3 separate regions of the Homo sapiens genome follow, and all the other regions are linked to region 3. Evidence: chromatin loops called from intact Hi-C (ENCODE). Cell type or tissue: OCI-LY7. All regions are shown on one strand.

The links. Hi-C counts contacts between places; a loop is a spot of excess contacts. Peaks named below come from ENCODE experiments on the same cell type or tissue, not always from the same donor. Only the 100,000 strongest peaks of a DNase experiment are listed, where the experiment ranks them.
Region 1: a loop joins it to region 3, with 4 times the contacts of the local background. A loop is called at or near these places in 20 of 110 quality-filtered maps.
Region 2: it touches region 3 in a loop (6-fold over the local background); 4 of 110 quality-filtered maps call a loop at or near these places.

Annotation. Positions count from the first base shown.
Region 1 is chr16:88,939,371-88,944,370 of GRCh38, forward strand. All of the region lies in intron 1 of CBFA2T3 (CBFA2/RUNX1 partner transcriptional co-repressor 3), which reads right to left. It overlaps LOC107984871 (a long non-coding RNA gene), which reads right to left and starts at 733. Exons shown (of 2, transcript XR_001752305.3): 1 at 1-733. It overlaps LOC100129697 (a long non-coding RNA gene), which reads left to right. Exons shown (of 2, transcript NR_168285.1): 1 at 1-962. RefSeq lists an enhancer at 118-307 and silencers at 788-947, 1,518-1,697, 1,808-1,877, 1,908-2,257, 2,518-2,857. In OCI-LY7, a CTCF peak has its summit at 2,670 (motif pointing right); DNase peaks (open chromatin) are centred at 2,051, 2,681 and 4,101; H3K4me3 peaks cover 3,574 bases; H3K27ac peaks cover 1,209 bases.
Region 2 is chr16:88,966,259-88,971,258 of GRCh38, forward strand. The region is part of intron 1 of CBFA2T3 (CBFA2/RUNX1 partner transcriptional co-repressor 3); the gene reads right to left. Among named protein-coding and RNA genes, the nearest start is that of CBFA2T3, 8.4 kb to the right of the region's middle. RefSeq lists a silencer at 1,446-1,495 and enhancers at 1,726-1,785, 2,755-3,610. In OCI-LY7, CTCF peaks have their summits at 2,304 (motif pointing left) and 2,504; DNase peaks (open chromatin) are centred at 1,133, 2,143, 3,953, 4,653 and 2 weaker places; H3K4me3 peaks cover 3,684 bases; H3K27ac peaks cover 4,439 bases.
Region 3 is chr16:89,096,693-89,101,692 of GRCh38, forward strand. It overlaps ACSF3 (acyl-CoA synthetase family member 3), which reads left to right. Exons shown (of 11, transcript NM_001243279.3): 2 at 1,899-2,071; 3 at 3,970-4,655. The coding sequence starts at 3,990. Among named protein-coding and RNA genes, the nearest start is that of ACSF3, 5.3 kb to the left of the region's middle. In OCI-LY7, no CTCF peak of the experiment used is centred here; DNase peaks (open chromatin) are centred at 589, 989, 1,309, 1,959 and 1 weaker place; H3K4me3 peaks cover 3,854 bases; H3K27ac peaks cover 3,971 bases.

The DNA of each region.
Region 1 (5,000 bases), 160 kb before region 3:
ACATCCCAGGAGAGATGGAGCCTGCCGGAAGACTGATCCTGATGCGACACTCTCTTCCCTCCCTGAGCCCCAATCTCGGGTGGAGGCCACATCTGTTCCTCCTGCTCTGGGCGCTTCTTCCTTTCTGTTTCCCTTTCAGTGTGGAAGAGTGGCCGCTTGCCCAGCAGGACGGTCCCAAATAGCATGGCTTTTCCAGGCACGGTGCTGTCGGCCGCACAGAACAGGACCCTCCCGGCAGCTCCGGCTTGCACAGCATCCGCCTGTCTGGCCCCTGTGGAAGTATCTGACTCCCAACGCCCAGACTGGAGCGGGGGCAAAGGACACAGCCCGACCCCAGAGGCACACAGAGCCAGCCCTCCACGGAAGAACGTGCCCAGGAACTGTGGGCTGGGCCTTCCTGCCTCCTCCCCTGCCGCGAAAGCGATGCCAGGGGCAGGTGAGGGTCGGACGCGCTCAGGCCCAGCCCTCGCCCCTTCAGGTCTGGGGGACACAGTGGAGTCCCAGCCTCAAGAAGTTTCCCCAACCTCTCAGAAACTTGAAGGGCAATGCCAGGTACCGAAAAACCGGCCCCCGCCCCTTATCCCCGGCCGACCCGTCCGCCGAGGTGGCTGCCCTGGGAACCTCCTGTTCCTCGTCCAGGAGAGGAAACGCACACCCGGGCCGGACGCACAGAAGCCGCACCCTGGCTGGGGCCACAAGCCTGACAGCTACCGACAAGCCCCCACCCACAGGAGCACGCGACGTGCTCTCTTTTCAAGGGAAAGGTTTTTCTTCCTGGGCCCTGGAATGGGCCTGAAGTCAGCCGGCCTCAGCCCACAGGGTGAATGAGGGGTGGGCACAGCCCGGCCGCGGCCCCAGCACACACGGGCGGACGCAGGGGCGGGGGAGCGCCAGCCCCGCAGTGTGTTCGGAGCCCAGCGGCTCTGAGTCGCCGCCACCAGCCTGGCCGCCTTCTGCTCCACGTAAGTGAAGTCAGCCGTCTAGGGCTGCGTTTCCAGCCATCTGTCCCTCCACAGAGGCTCACACCTCCCTCCCCGCTGTTCCCACAGCCTGGCTCGGGGCCTGCCCAACACAGATGGACGCTTCCCAAAGGCTGTGCGCGCCATCGCTGCCACCCGGCTGTGCCGAGGCCCGCGGCCGTCAGGACCCCAGGGACCGCATGCCAGGCAGGGTCCAGGACCCCCAGCGCGGACCACCTTTAGCCTGCGGGGCAGCGCCGGGGACCCGGGCAGGAGGGAGAGGAGCAGGAGGGAGCTCTGGACCCCCCTCCCCAGACCGGCCGCCGCCACCTCTGCCTCTCCCAGGGCCGCCCTCGGCCTCCCCACTCCCGGGTCTCCGTCACGCGGGCCGCGGGGCCTTTGTTAGGAAAACCGGGCGGCCCCAGGGGAGCCCGCGAGACTCCCAGCGCCCGGGCGCGTCGTTCCCCTCGAAGTTTCGCCGCAGCCCCCGCAGGTCAGGCTCTGCTCACGGGGGGCTGCGCTCAGCCCGGATGGGTGGGCGCTGGGCGGGTTGGCTCCACCCTGCCGTGGGCACCAACTTTGAAAACGGCCCGTGCGCTCGGCGCGGCTGCGGCGCAGATCCGGGAACGGCAGCCGCGGGCGGAGTCGGGGTAGAGCGGCGGCGGCGCGCGGGGCGGACACGGCACTTACGGTCGGGGGGTCCGGGGGATCCGGCGGGCGGCGGACGGCGCACACTCGCGACTCGGTCCGGGAGTCGCTGCTCCTTCCAGCTTGGTCCCCGCCTCCACGACTCAGGGGCGGCTGCGCGCTGTCTTCTGGCGCCGCACCGGGCTCAGGCGCGCGGCGGGGCTGGGGCGCGCGGGGCGGCCGCCTGGGCCATGCCGGGGACTCGGCTCCGGCCACCCCGCGCGGGAACAAAGCGCGCACCCCGCCCGGGGCGGTCTCCGGCCTCCGCGGCCCGCGCCGGGTCCAGCCGCCGCGCCTGTGGCTCCAACGCCGCGCGCTCGCCCGAGAGTCTCACGGGGCCCCGCGGCCCCCGCCCCGCGCGCTCCGCCTCCGCCTCCTGCCCCCCGCCGCCGCCGCTGCGCCACCTGCCTCCCGCCCGGCGCCCATGGCGCTCAGCTCCGCCCCGGGGCGCCGGCCTGGAGAGGGGCTCCCCGCCGCCGAGAGCCGCCCCCAACGCCTCCGCCACCGGGGCGGCGCCCTAAGAACTGGCCGTGGGGGCCGGGGCTGTGCGGAGCGCCGGGAGCAGGGAGAGGGGAGAGGGGCGCGGGGAGGGGGCGACGGGCGCGCCGCCTCCTGCGGGGGGCGGCGCGGGGAGGCGCAGGCGGGGGCGAGCGAAGAGGTTGAGGGGTGCGGGCGCCGTGGAGGGGGCGCGGCTCTGGGGGGCGGCCCCCGCCTGCGCCCACCCTCTCCCCCTCCGCAGGCCGCGCACACCCACCTCGCAGCAGTCGGCGGCCGCGGGCCTCGCAGCTTTAGAACCGCGGCTTCTGGCGGCCGCGCGGGAGGCTGAACGGGAGTTGGGGGGTGTGGGGGGGGTGGGGAGGTGGGGAGTTGGGGGGGAGGTCGCTCCTTCGGCCGCCGCCCCCGCCCCCTGCCCCGCGCTCGCCCCCAGCGCGGCGCCTGGCCCGGCCCGGGGCCACCTCCGTGCGTGGCCGGCAGGGGTCGCGCTCCCCCCGCTCAGCCTCCCGGGCGGGTCCGATGCGAAGCCCTCGCTTCCCGCGGGTCCCGGGGCCAGGTCATTTGCATACACTTTGCATTCATTTGCATATCGTGCGTTTCATGTCCACCTGCAGAAACGCCCCGAGCCGCTGCTCTGCCCTCTCCGCACTTTCTCTGCCGGCAGGCCCCCTCCCCCGCCCGCTTTGCCTTTCCCTAAAGTACTTTGTGGCGTGTCTGGCGCATTTGCCTGCTTAGTACATTTTAGTAAAATTGGCGCCTTTTCCCTGTTTCCTGCCCCAACGCACACGTGCTCTTACTTTAGACACAAGCGGCTGGGGGGCCCAGGGGTCACCATTAGGAGACACAAGAGGCCAGACCTTCAGAGCAGCAGGGCCTTGGTTTGCCTCTCATTTCGCATAAATTTTGCATGTGAAGGTCCGAGGTCCCCAATCCCCAATATAAAAATATGGCAACGTGCGAAACATGGCCCATTCCAGCTTTGTGCCGCGGGCCTTTTCCCCCCACCCCTCGTCCCTCTCATGGACTTGGCTCTACCCACCTGAGCTGGCAGAGGAAGGGGACGGAAACCCAGAACGGGGGCTCCGTGAGGGGGAGGACAGCACCATGTCCTCCTGCAGCCCCTGGGCAGCGGTCTGGTCAGCTGGGTCACTAACCGCAGTGTGGCCCAGCCAGTTCCTCCAGCTCCTGGCTGTGGGAAGTGCTGTCTGAAGCCAGCCAGACTCCGTGAAAATTGTGACACAAACGCCAAGCACCTTCATTCTCCTGGTTTTCAGACTGTGCGTAACATGGTGCTTGCCCATGTGGCTCAGCCCAGTCCTTGTGGAATGGAGGTTTTCAGACTGTGCGTAACATGGTGCTTGCCCATGTGGCTCAGCCCAGTCCTTGTGGAATGGAGGGGGAGTTCTGAGCCCACCCCACAGTACAGTGCGAGTCCCCATGCGGTGGGTGTGTTGCCTAAGGTTACCGATTTTATGCTCGAAATTTATCCATCCTGGCTCCCTGGCTTCATGGACTCTGAGGCACAGTGGATTTTAAGATGCACCATTATTTTGTGTGCCACTAAGAAAGGAAAACATTCTGCCGGTGATAATCCTAAAACGCCCCCAGGTTTCAGAGATTTTACAAAGCAACATAAACGTGGGAGTGGGGGCAGGTGGGAGAATTCAGCAGCGAACCACCCTGAAGTCAGTCGGGTTGTGAGCTAAACAATGCCTGCGGCAGCTGTGGCTGCCCACAGGGCCTGGGAGCAGAAGCTGGCCTGGACCTGGGCCGGAAGCCCTCACCCAGCACCAGCGGCACGTCCGTGGTCTCGGTTCTCTGGACCGCAGGCTTCGGGTGTTAAGTGACCAGTTGCAACATCTCTGACTTACACAGGGTGCTCACAACCATTTGAGGAGTGACAGACCTGAAGGCACTGAAGATACCACTGCAGCCATCAGACACCACAACCCAGGCGCTGCACCTGCCCCACCGCAGCCCCTCCTCCCTACTCAGGAGAGCTGTGGTGGCGTGGTAGAGAAGAAAGGGATATCGCAGGCAGGAGGGCTTCCTTTAGTGCTGTGAGTGGGTCAGCCTGACGCCTAGCCCAGCGGTCACAGGGTGGTCAGATGGTCCTGGCAGTAGCTGGCACAGAGCTGGGCACCGTCTCTGCATTTCCCCCCGTGCTGTGCGGATGCTCCCGGAACGCCCATTTTACAGGTGGAGAGGCTGAGCCTCTCAGCCACACCGACTTCCTGCTGCCTTATCCAAGAACTGGTTTCTTGCCCTGGATGCGGCCAAGTCACAGCTCCTGGGCATTTCGAGGGGACATTTAAGGAGGAGACTACCAGCCCTATGTGAAAGATGTCTGCAGTCTGTCCGACAAGGCCAGCGTCACCTGTGCGGGAGACAGACCACGGGCGAGCAGGACCTCGGAGGGCCACACTCAGGGCTCGGGAGGGGGCAGAGCCGTGGAGGAGGGAGCTCGAGGGTGTGCCCATGGAGCTCCCAGTGTGTCGCTGTCTGTAGAGGCAGGAGCTCAATTCACTTAAAAGAAACCACCACGGCCGGGTGCGGTGGGTCACGCCTGTAGTCCCAGCACTTTGGGAGGCCGAGGCCGGCGGATCATGAGGTCAGGAGATCAAGACCGTCCTGGCTAACACAGTGAAACCCTGTCTCTACTAAAAATACAAAAAATTAGCCGGGCGTGGTTGCAGGTGCCTGTAGTCCCAGCTACTCGGGAGGCTGAGGCAGGAGAATGGCCTGAACCCGGGAGGCAGAGCTTGCAGTGAGCCGAGATCACGCCACTGCACTCCAGCCTGGGTGACAGAGCGAGACTCCATCTCAAAAAAAAAAAAAAAAAAAAAAAGGAAACCACCT
Region 2 (5,000 bases), 130 kb before region 3:
AGGGACAGACTCCAGAGCAGCCAGCTAACAGGGCTGCCATTTTACCCTGGTCCTTGGCAGGAGTGAGGCCTGTGCCGGGGTAGGGGGGTGGCAGCCCCTGTGAGTGCCCACAGAGGAGAGCAGAGCGGGGGATCGCGAGTCCACAGACCTCCCGGCCCCTCTCCCACCTGTGCAGCATGGCTGGGCTACCTCCCCTGCCACACCCTCATCCCACCTGGGGTGACCACCAAACCCATGTCCAGACGAGGACCAGGCCCAATCAACCTCTGGCCTCCCATGAACTCAGTAGTGGAAGCAGTAGAAGCACCCGGTGCCAGGCCCTGCCCAGCGCCCAGCTTCCCAGCCTCCCTTGGAGGCCGGCCCTGGTTTCCACAAACAAGGAATTCCTCCAGGAGCAATGGACACTCTTGACCTCCAGAACCACTGCCTGCCATCACCAACACCTGCGCTGGACAGAGGCCTTTCTGAACACGAGCTGGGTGGGTTGGGGTGGGGGGCGTCTCCAGTGACTCCCGTGCCCTGGCCCTGCCTGGCTTGCAGAGCCACCCAGATGGAAGTCGGATGCAGCACGCCCACTGCTGCCCCTCAGAGACCAGGCGCTCATTTCCCCCAGGAAGCCGGGATAGGGCCCACACCCACCCTGGACTCTGGAAGCCCAGGATGAGAACTTCGTATCACACTCTAGTCCCTGTGGCCAATGTCTTGTGTTTGCCTTGGAGAAACCATGTGGGCCCCAGGGGACGAGGGAAAGCATCCTTGATTGAAGCATTGTTTGTAGCACGGGAAATTGACGCACTCAACCTCTCTCCATAGGGAAGCTGAGAACAGTGCGCTGGTGTGTGCCACCCCCAACCCCCAACCCCCGAGGTGCCACTCGGCCCCGACACGCGGCAGCACCATGCCACCCCCCAGCCCCCGAGGTGCCACTCGGCCCCGACACGAGGCAGCGCCATGCCACCCCCCCAGCCCCCGAGGTGCCACTCGGCCCCGACACGAGGCAGCACCATGCTCAATGCAGTCAGCCTCGCAGGTGTCGAGAGAGGAAATTGCAAAGGAAAATGAGAATTCGATGCCTTTTCTGTAACTGTGCGAGACACACTGCCTGGGAGCGACGGGGACGGGGCAGGATGCCTGGGGACGGCTTTCCACACCCTAAGTGCTGCCATGCGTCCACCTGTTCAGTTTTCACAGATGTGCCGGAGACGGGGACTGCTATTGCCCCATTTACCGATGAGGAAGCCGTGGTGGGGTGTGGGGTGGCTAAGCCTCTGAGCTAGGTCCCCCCAACCCCTTGATCCCATCTCGCCGCCCCCAGGTGGGGTGGCCTTCCGGGCTGGGGACACTGGACCTACAGGAATTCCTTTCTATAAAGAAGAGGGAAGGAAGGAGCAGGCCGGGGACGGGGACGGCGTGCTGCCCTGCGTGGCTCCCGCGACCTGGCTTCTCCTGGGGGGTTAAAGATCAGCCACAGAGCACAGGGGTGAGGGTCAGGCGCACACTGCCTGGGGGCTCGTCGCGGCTCAGCCCTCACACTGCCCCTTCCTGTCCAGGGCACCGGGGAACTCAGGACGCCCCCTGCCCCGGAGCAGCGCGTCCAGCGGGGGTCGGCGTGAGCTGTGTGGAGGCGCCCACCCTCCCTTGCAGCCAGAGGTAGGAAGTAGAAGGGAAAGAGGAGAGGTCGCTCTGTGGCCTCCAGAATGTCACCATTTTCACACATGTTCAGTTTATAAACTTTTAAGCTTTCTGCATCCTTCTTTTCGCACCATGACTAAAGTGACTGAAATTCTGTGGGTTCGACGGGTCATGGGGCTGAGTTGGGACCATGTGACCACAGGGCTTTGATGAGGAACCCCCCATACCGCCCATGCTGGGGCCCACCTGGAGGAAATAGGCCCAGAGAGGCACGCCCTGGTGAGAGGCCGAATAAGGGTGGACCACAGGGGACTGCCAGGGGCCCTGGCCGCAGGACTGCCCGTCCCAGCTGTCTCTGGCCCTGGGGAGGGGCTCAGTAGGGAGGGGCGGGAAGCACCTGGCAGTTTCAGTTTCGCCAGGAAGCGGCTGCCTGCTGTCTCCCTTCCCACCCGCCGCCCGGAGAGCCCCCCAGGTGGGGACGGCCCCTTGCACTGCAGACGAGGAAGCCCCAGCTGAGGGGCCGCAGGACAAGCCTCACGGCTCCTGGCAGTGGGGACAGAGCCAGGCCCAGCCTCAGCTGCGTCTCAGGAGGACCTGGGGTGGGAGAAGCCCCTGGGGGCCGAGAGCAGATGAGGGCAGATCTGACTGGCATCTTCTGTCACCTGCTGGTGACCTTTTAGAACACGTGGTCCCAACCCTTGGTCTAGAATATGCTGCCGTGTTGGAGGGGCAGAAGCAGCTGAGACGGCTGTCCGTCCCCCGCCTGTCAGTCCGTCTGTCTGGGGCTGGGGGTGTCAGGACAACACCCACCACTGCAGGCCCCCTTGGGAATAAGCGGCAAGAAGCTTCGGGGTCCAGTTTGCACCGAGCCCCTCCAGCGGGGACGCCTCTTTCATTTCTGCACCCTGCGCCTGGCACGGAGGGGTGTGCGGTCAGCGGGTGGGGGCTGATTGGGTGACTTGCAGTGACAGGGTGGCGAGGCCCTGGACCTGAGTGCCATGTGACCCCCATGGACCATAACCCCTCTGAGCTCCAGGGTCTGCAGCGCTGCAGGCCTCACACAAATCGGGGGCCAGGAGCCTAAGATCTGCTCTCTAAATCTGGGAGCCCAGCCAGAGCAAGCCCTCAGCAGACCCAGCCCCAGTGTGCGGCCTGGTGCCCCCGTTTTGAGGAATCCCCCATCCTCTCGTGAGCAGTCGGCTGGGTCAGGCTGGCTCCACCGGCTCTGGGATTCGGCTGCAGCCTGGCCCGGATGCCGCCGGGGTCACCGCCATCTGGAGTGAGGGGCTGCAGCGGACACGGCTGGAGGGACGGTTGCAAGGTCCCCTCCCCCACTCTGTCCCCCTCAGGTCTGTGAAGTCGGGACTTTCTAGACACTCAAAACACACCTGGACTTGGGAGCTCAGGAGGAAGCTCCGGGAGCCCACAGGGTGGGGTGAATTCTCCAGTTCCTTCTCTACTGGGCTCCCTCCCGGCTGGTGCCTCCTGGCCTTGGCAGGGGTGGGAGGCCTGGTGTCTGCAGGGCCAGCTGCGGGGGTCGCAAGAGCGGGGCCCCTTGGGAAGGAGTGCCAGGAAGAGGGTCTTTCCTCACCAAATCCCACCCCAGCCTTCAGGAGGGGCTCGCCGCCACCCCGTTTTACAAACAGGAGACAGGCTGGGGTCAGCGTGGCCGGTGGACAGCAGTTTCCATTCCCACCATGGTCGGGTCCAGCCACTGCCCCTCACAGACCAGGGAGCCGAGGGAGAGGGGGGCGGGGCCGGCCTGACGACGCACAGACCTCAGCACCGCCCGTGGGGCTGCATCTTGCAGGCTCAGGGCAGCAGGCCAGGCTTGGCTGCCAGGGTGCGAGTGGCAGGTGCCGGGGGGCAGGTGCTGGGGCTCCCGGTGGGCCCTACTAGAGGGCACCGTGGACCCGGTCCAGTTAGGGTGAGCATGGCCTGGGGGGTTGCGATTTGGCAGAGCCCCCGATCTTCTGCAAGGCTGTGGGTTCACCCCATCCCCCTCCACAGGGGCCTCCCAAAATGAGCCCCAGAAGCTGTGGCTGTTGGAGGCTTCTGCCATGTCTTCTCAGGAGGGCATGCCTTCTGGCCCCACTCCTCCCAGGGAGAAAGCCACACTTGGGGCCCTCACCCCAGGAGTCCTCGTCTCCACAAAGGGGGCGCCTGGAAAAGCTGATGGAAATTCACGTCAGTGGGAGGCAGGCCTGGGGGAGGGGTTGGCCCACTCTCCAAAAGCTGCCAGTGAAACGGCTGCTCTGCAGCTGTCCTGGGCCGAGAGAGGATTTCACTCCAGGAGGCGGTGGCGGCGGCCCCAAGCCGGCAGCCTTGCTGTGTGATCAGCTGGGTGTCAGGATGTGCTTGATCCAGGGGTCGGCGACGCGGGTGTCAGGCAGCACCTGCGTGGGGCTTCCTCAGGTGAAGCAAGGAGACGGAGAGGTGGGTTCGGAGGGGCTCAGCTGAGGGCGCGGCTCTCGTCTCAGAGCAGGGCGTGCAGTGGGGTCCCTCTCCTGAGATGCGACCTCAGCTGCCTTGCCTCTGGGAGGGTCCCTGGCAGAGATGCACAGCCTGGGAGGACGTGGCCCACCCCAGCCCCGCTGTGTGAGCTCGGCTGGTTTCCTGACCTTTCTGATTTGTGTCCTCATCTGAGGTCAGCGATGCCCTTGAAGTGTTGCCGGGTGAAAGCCGGGAAGGGATTGCCGTCTGCCCCTTCCCTCCGGGGCCACAGGGCCTGAGTTCCTGGGAAAACTGTGGAGCCAGTCCCTGCCTCAGCACCAGCAGGATGCACACAGCCAAGTAACAACTGAAGGACCAGGAGCACGGAGGCCTCGCCTCGCCTGGAGATGGAATAGACTCACGCCTTCCAGGGCTCAGCACCCTCCTGGGCCAGCACCGTCTGCTGAGGGCCCTGCTGCAAGCAGGCACCAGAGCCCCTGTCTCGTGCAGCCGACGCTGGGGGCCGGGGGATGAGTAGTACGTAAGGGGGCAGCTGGTTTTTCTCATGGGGTGACAGATTGAAGGAGAGGAACACCGAGGGAAGGAGGTCGGTCGGGAGGGGGCTCCTCGGCGAGGGCATAGCACAGGCACGGGCTCGGGAGGCTTGTGGAGCCGCCAGGCAGCCGGGGCTGTGAGTGCCGGAGGCCGACGCGGTGGGGTCGGGCCGGGAGGGCTGGGCCGTGGGTGTGCGCAGGTGTGATGTGGCTGACGTGTTTTCATCAACTCAATTTTCCTTTTTTTTTAAAGACACGGTCTCCCTCTGTCATCCAGGCTGGAGTGCAGGGGCGCAATCTTGGCTCACTGCAACCTCTGCCTCCTGGGTTCACACGATTCTCCCGCCTCAGCCTCCCGAGTAGCTGGGATTACAAGCACCC
Region 3 (5,000 bases):
CACCCCGAGTGAACACAGCTGTAGGTGCCAGGACTCCCCCCTTCCCTCGGCCGACTCTGGCTAGGCCAGGCCCTTCTCACCCTCCATAGGAAGCCTCCCCACCAGGCCCCCGTCCGTTCCTCCTGCCCGTGGCCTCTCCTCATAGCGCGTGGGCTCTCTGGGAGCTGGGACCATGTCACACGGGGCCAGTCACATCTGTCACCTCCCAGGGGCTGGTGGCAGGAGTGCCCACCCACAGGCAGCGCTCTGGATTCCGCGCAGGAGAACAGCAGTTTCTTCTCAGCCTGCACTTTGAGTTTGCCCAGCCCAGCTGTGCACGTCAGCATCACCAGCTCTGCTGAGCTCTGGGTTTTGTGGGGAATCCACTCTTATTCTTCCGTGGCTTCGCCCTGCGGGGTGACTCAGGAATTTGTAGAAATGCCAAAAGGGGGGCTGTGCTCTGGTAGTGTGTGCTGTGTGTGCTCAGCGTGTGGTTAGCGTGTGCTCAGCGTGTGGTTACCGTGTGCACAGCACGAGCTTGAACTCGCTTTGTCAGAACTCGGTTCTTTGTGGTCTGCAGAAACCTTTTCTGAGCAGCAGCTTTAGTTAGAGGGAAGCCGTCATCCCCCTTTTATGTGCTTCTGTCATATTGAGAAACAGCTACACACAATGACAGGCACCTTCTATATTGAGTGAGTGTCGCCGGCCGTCCTAGTGCTCCGCTCCTTAGCACCCCAGAAAGCACCGTCCCCTGCTCCGAGCACCCAAGGCACTCCCTGTGGCTCTCAGCAGCGGAAGTCTGGCCTCGGGGCCGTAACCCAGAGCACCCAGTGCCCAGTCGGTTTTCTGTGTGTGGATTCTCCTTGTTTCTGTGCCCTCACACCTGTAAAGCAGTGCAGGATCGGTTGGAAGTGAGGAAGGAAGCGTGGTGGGGCCGCCCTGGTTTGCTGCTTTCTGAAGCTGGCACAGCCCACGTGCCGATCTCGTGTCTTGTGTCTGGTGAAGCCCAGTTGTTTTCTTGCCATTCTCTGGGTTTCTCTATGGTAGCAGAGTCCAGGTGTGTGGGCGGACCAGCCACTGCCCTGCCTCTGAACAGCTGTGGAGGGCTTCTAGAACATGGGTGCCTCGCGTCAGGAGATGATGTGGCCTGCAGGACTGACCGTTTGGTAGGATTCAGAGAAGACTCACACAGGACGTCCAAGCAGCCCGCGGAGCTGTGCTGAGGTTCAGGGCCCTGCGTGGCTCGTTTTCCTCCTGCCTGGGCCAGAGGCAGGAGATCCCTCAGCTGGCTGGGACAGGGGACTTCATTAAGAGCCCCAGGCTACCTGGGAGGCGGAGCTTGCAGTGAGCCGAGATCGTGCCACTGCACTCCAGCCTGGGTGACAGAGCGAGACTCCGTCTCAAAAAAAAAACAAAAGAGCCCCAGGCTAGTGGGGAAACCAGACACCCAAATCAAACAAGCAAAAACCAAGGCCAGTAGTTGAGGGTCTCAAGCACAAAACATACTTTGGCTCTGACAATTTTCATTGTCATGAAGTTTGTTTTGTTAGACAACTATGAAGTGTTGTGACGGTTTCAAACTAAGAGCAGAAAACAAAACTGTTTAGTACAAACCACAGACAATAACACAGTAGCTTTCCCCTCACAAGTTAATGAAAGAGATGTGCTGGAGAGAGAGAACCTGCTGAACATGGGCACAGATCCCACAGAGGGGGCGTGGTGTGTGGGAGGAGACTCGACAGGGTCATGGGGTCACTGCTGCCCGTTGTCGGGAGATAAGGCTCACAGCTTTATTTGATAATGTTGTCTTTAGCTTGTAAATGAACATGCTTCCCTTCCCCCATTGAGTGTTGAGTGTTGTGCCTGTGGGAAGCGTTATACACACAGCCTGGGACCTCAGCACAGATGCCCGTTGACAGGTGTCCCACCGGCCTTCCGGGTTCCAGCGCCAGGCCTGGTGCCTGCCCCAGGAGGATGAGCATTTGCATTGCCTGCACCTTATCGTGCCCTTCCACCTGCTGAAGCAGCTGTGCCTGCCGCTCTTGTGAACTGCGAACTTCCCCTTACCTCCTCTCTCTGGCTCGGGAGCTGGGTGAGTTTGAACTTGGCCTCCTTTGCTTTTCTGTGTGCGAACAAGTGGTTGCCTTGTTTGTTTACTGAACAGAGTGTGGTTGAGGCAAAATGCTGAGATGAAACCTAACCTAATATGTGTGTATTAGACGGTAGCATCATTGTCAAAATAATACTTGTTCAAAGTCCCTGAAAACCAAACGGACAACTTGACTACGCTTCGGCCACAGGCCTGGGACGCTGTCAGACCGAGGGCCGCTGAGTGCCCAGTGGCAGCAGAGCCCAGAGGGTGCTTCCCCCAGGAAGGGAGGCAGACCAGCCTATTCTTACTGTGAGTCGAGCAAAGCTTTGATTATAAAGGGCCAGGGATGCAGGAGCCTCGTGGAGAGTGCCACCCCTTCTTCTCGCTCTGGAATGCGGGGGCTGTGCCCCTGGCCTGTGTCCGCATCCTGGGGCGGTGTCCCGTGGGCAGTGTCCTCTGGCTGCAGAATGCATGTTGCAGAATTGGACCAGCCCTCACGCGTCAGGAGCGTTGGGCCCACAGGCGGAGGCACCCTGGCTTCTTCTCGGTCTCCTTTCTCTGAATGAAGAATTCCAGTGGACGGCGGGCCCGCGCGACCCCTCCCAGGGAGCCCTCGCTTCCTGCTGATTTATTTGTTATTTAGTAGTTAAGTTTTTGGGGGGAAAGGAGAGAATTATAGTTCAACCTAAAACACGTTTTCTAGCTCTGTGAATTGCCTGATTTAAAGCTTGGCTTGGCTGGGTGCAGTGGCTCACACCTGTAATTTCAACACTTTGGGAGGCCAAGGTGAGTGGATCACCGGAGGTCAGGAGTTGGAGACCAGTCTGGTCAACATGGTGAACCCCTCGTCTCTACTAACAATACAAAAATTAGCCAGGCATGGTGGTGCGCACCTATAATCCCAGCTAGTCAGGAGGCTGAGGCAGGAGAATCACTTGAACCCAGGAGGCGGAGGTTACAGTGAGCCCAGATCACACTACTGTACTCCAGCCTGGGTGACAGACCAAGACTGCATCTTAGATAGATAGATAGATAGACAGAGCGGGTGAGACTCCATCCCAGATAGATAATAAAGAGAGAGAGAGAAAGGAAAAAAAGGTGAGAGAGAGGAGAGAGAGAAAGAAAAGAAAAGAAGGAAAAAAGCATGGCTTACACCTGCCATAACCCCAGGACTTTGGACCAGCCTGGGCAATACAGTGAGACCTTGTCTCTACCAAAAAAAAAAAAAAAAGCTGGGTGTGGTATCACATGCTTGTGGGCCCAGCTACTCGGGAGGCTGAGGCCACAGGATGGCATGAGCCCAGGAAGTCGAGGCTGCAGTGAGCCATGATTGCATCACTACACTCCAGCCTGGGCGACACAGCAAGACCCTGTCTCAAAAAAACGAACCTTGGCACCTCACCACATTTCCACTGCGCACCAGTGTGGGAAGGGTCTGAGAGAGGCAGCGCCGTGTCTGCCCCGGGGGCGGGGTCTCCAGGCCATGCCTGTTGTGAGCGGGGGCTGTGCTGAGCTCTTCTCTGCACTTCCCCCTCTCACGGGTGGTTTTCCAGGCTCAGGATTCTAAAACCCATTATTCAGATGTACCTTAAGTGTGTTGAATTTTATATGCTTCTCCTTGGTTTTACCTAGTTTATTTCATTGTTTAGAATTTTGTGTGGTTTGGGAATCCTTAAACTCATGAAGTGAAATAGAAAGCTGAGATGCTGGGCACGTACGGAACGTTCCAGCAGTGTGGGTGAGAAAGGCTGGACGTGGCCTGTCTGGTGCGCTGCCTCATGACTGAAGGTGCAGCAGGCGTACCTGGCTGGGTACTGGGGAGGTGTTTTAAATCCTGTCTTGGCCACGTTTGGATGGGACAGTTGGGCACTCACGTCCTGTGCCTTGCCTTTCTCCAGCTCGGCCGCCTGTCAGTGCAATGCTGCCCCATGTGGTGCTCACCTTCCGGCGCCTGGGCTGCGCCTTGGCGTCCTGCCGGCTGGCGCCTGCGAGACACAGAGGAAGTGGTCTTCTGCACACAGCCCCAGTGGCCCGCTCGGACAGGAGCGCCCCGGTGTTCACCCGTGCCCTGGCCTTTGGGGACAGAATCGCCCTGGTTGACCAGCACGGCCGCCACACGTACAGGGAGCTTTATTCCCGCAGCCTTCGCCTGTCCCAGGAGATCTGCAGGCTCTGCGGGTGTGTCGGCGGGGACCTCCGGGAGGAGAGGGTCTCCTTCCTATGCGCTAACGATGCCTCCTACGTCGTGGCCCAGTGGGCGTCATGGATGAGTGGCGGTGTGGCAGTCCCCCTCTACAGGAAGCATCCCGCGGCCCAGCTGGAGTATGTCATCTGCGACTCCCAGAGCTCTGTGGTCCTTGCCAGCCAGGAGTACCTGGAGCTCCTGAGCCCGGTGGTCAGGAAGCTGGGGGTCCCGCTGCTGCCGCTCACACCAGCCATCTACACTGGAGCAGTAGAGGAACCGGCAGAGGTCCCGGTCCCAGAGCAGGGATGGAGGAACAAGGGCGCCATGATCATCTACACCAGTGGGACCACGGGGAGGCCCAAGGGCGTGCTGAGCACGCACCAAAACATCAGGGCTGTGGTGAGTGCCGCCTGGCGCCGTGATGGTTTCGGTGACCGCACAGCACTCCGGGTGGGCTCCGGGCCAGAAGCACATCTTTTCATTCGCTTTTCTGTGGAGTCATTCACAGTTGTCACCATCCTGCAGACCCGTGTGAGATACAGGGACGCAGGCCCTCGGGGTGTGGCCGCTGGCCTCACTGGCCACGCAGGACGGCTCTGGGAGCGTCCAGGTGTAGAGGGATTGAGGGGCCGCCGAGTGACCCTGCCAGGACCATGCGGCATGAGGTCAGAAGGGACCACTCACTGCCTGTGATGCTGAGGGGCTTTTCGGAGGCCAGCCACGTGTTAGGATGCGTGGTCAGGA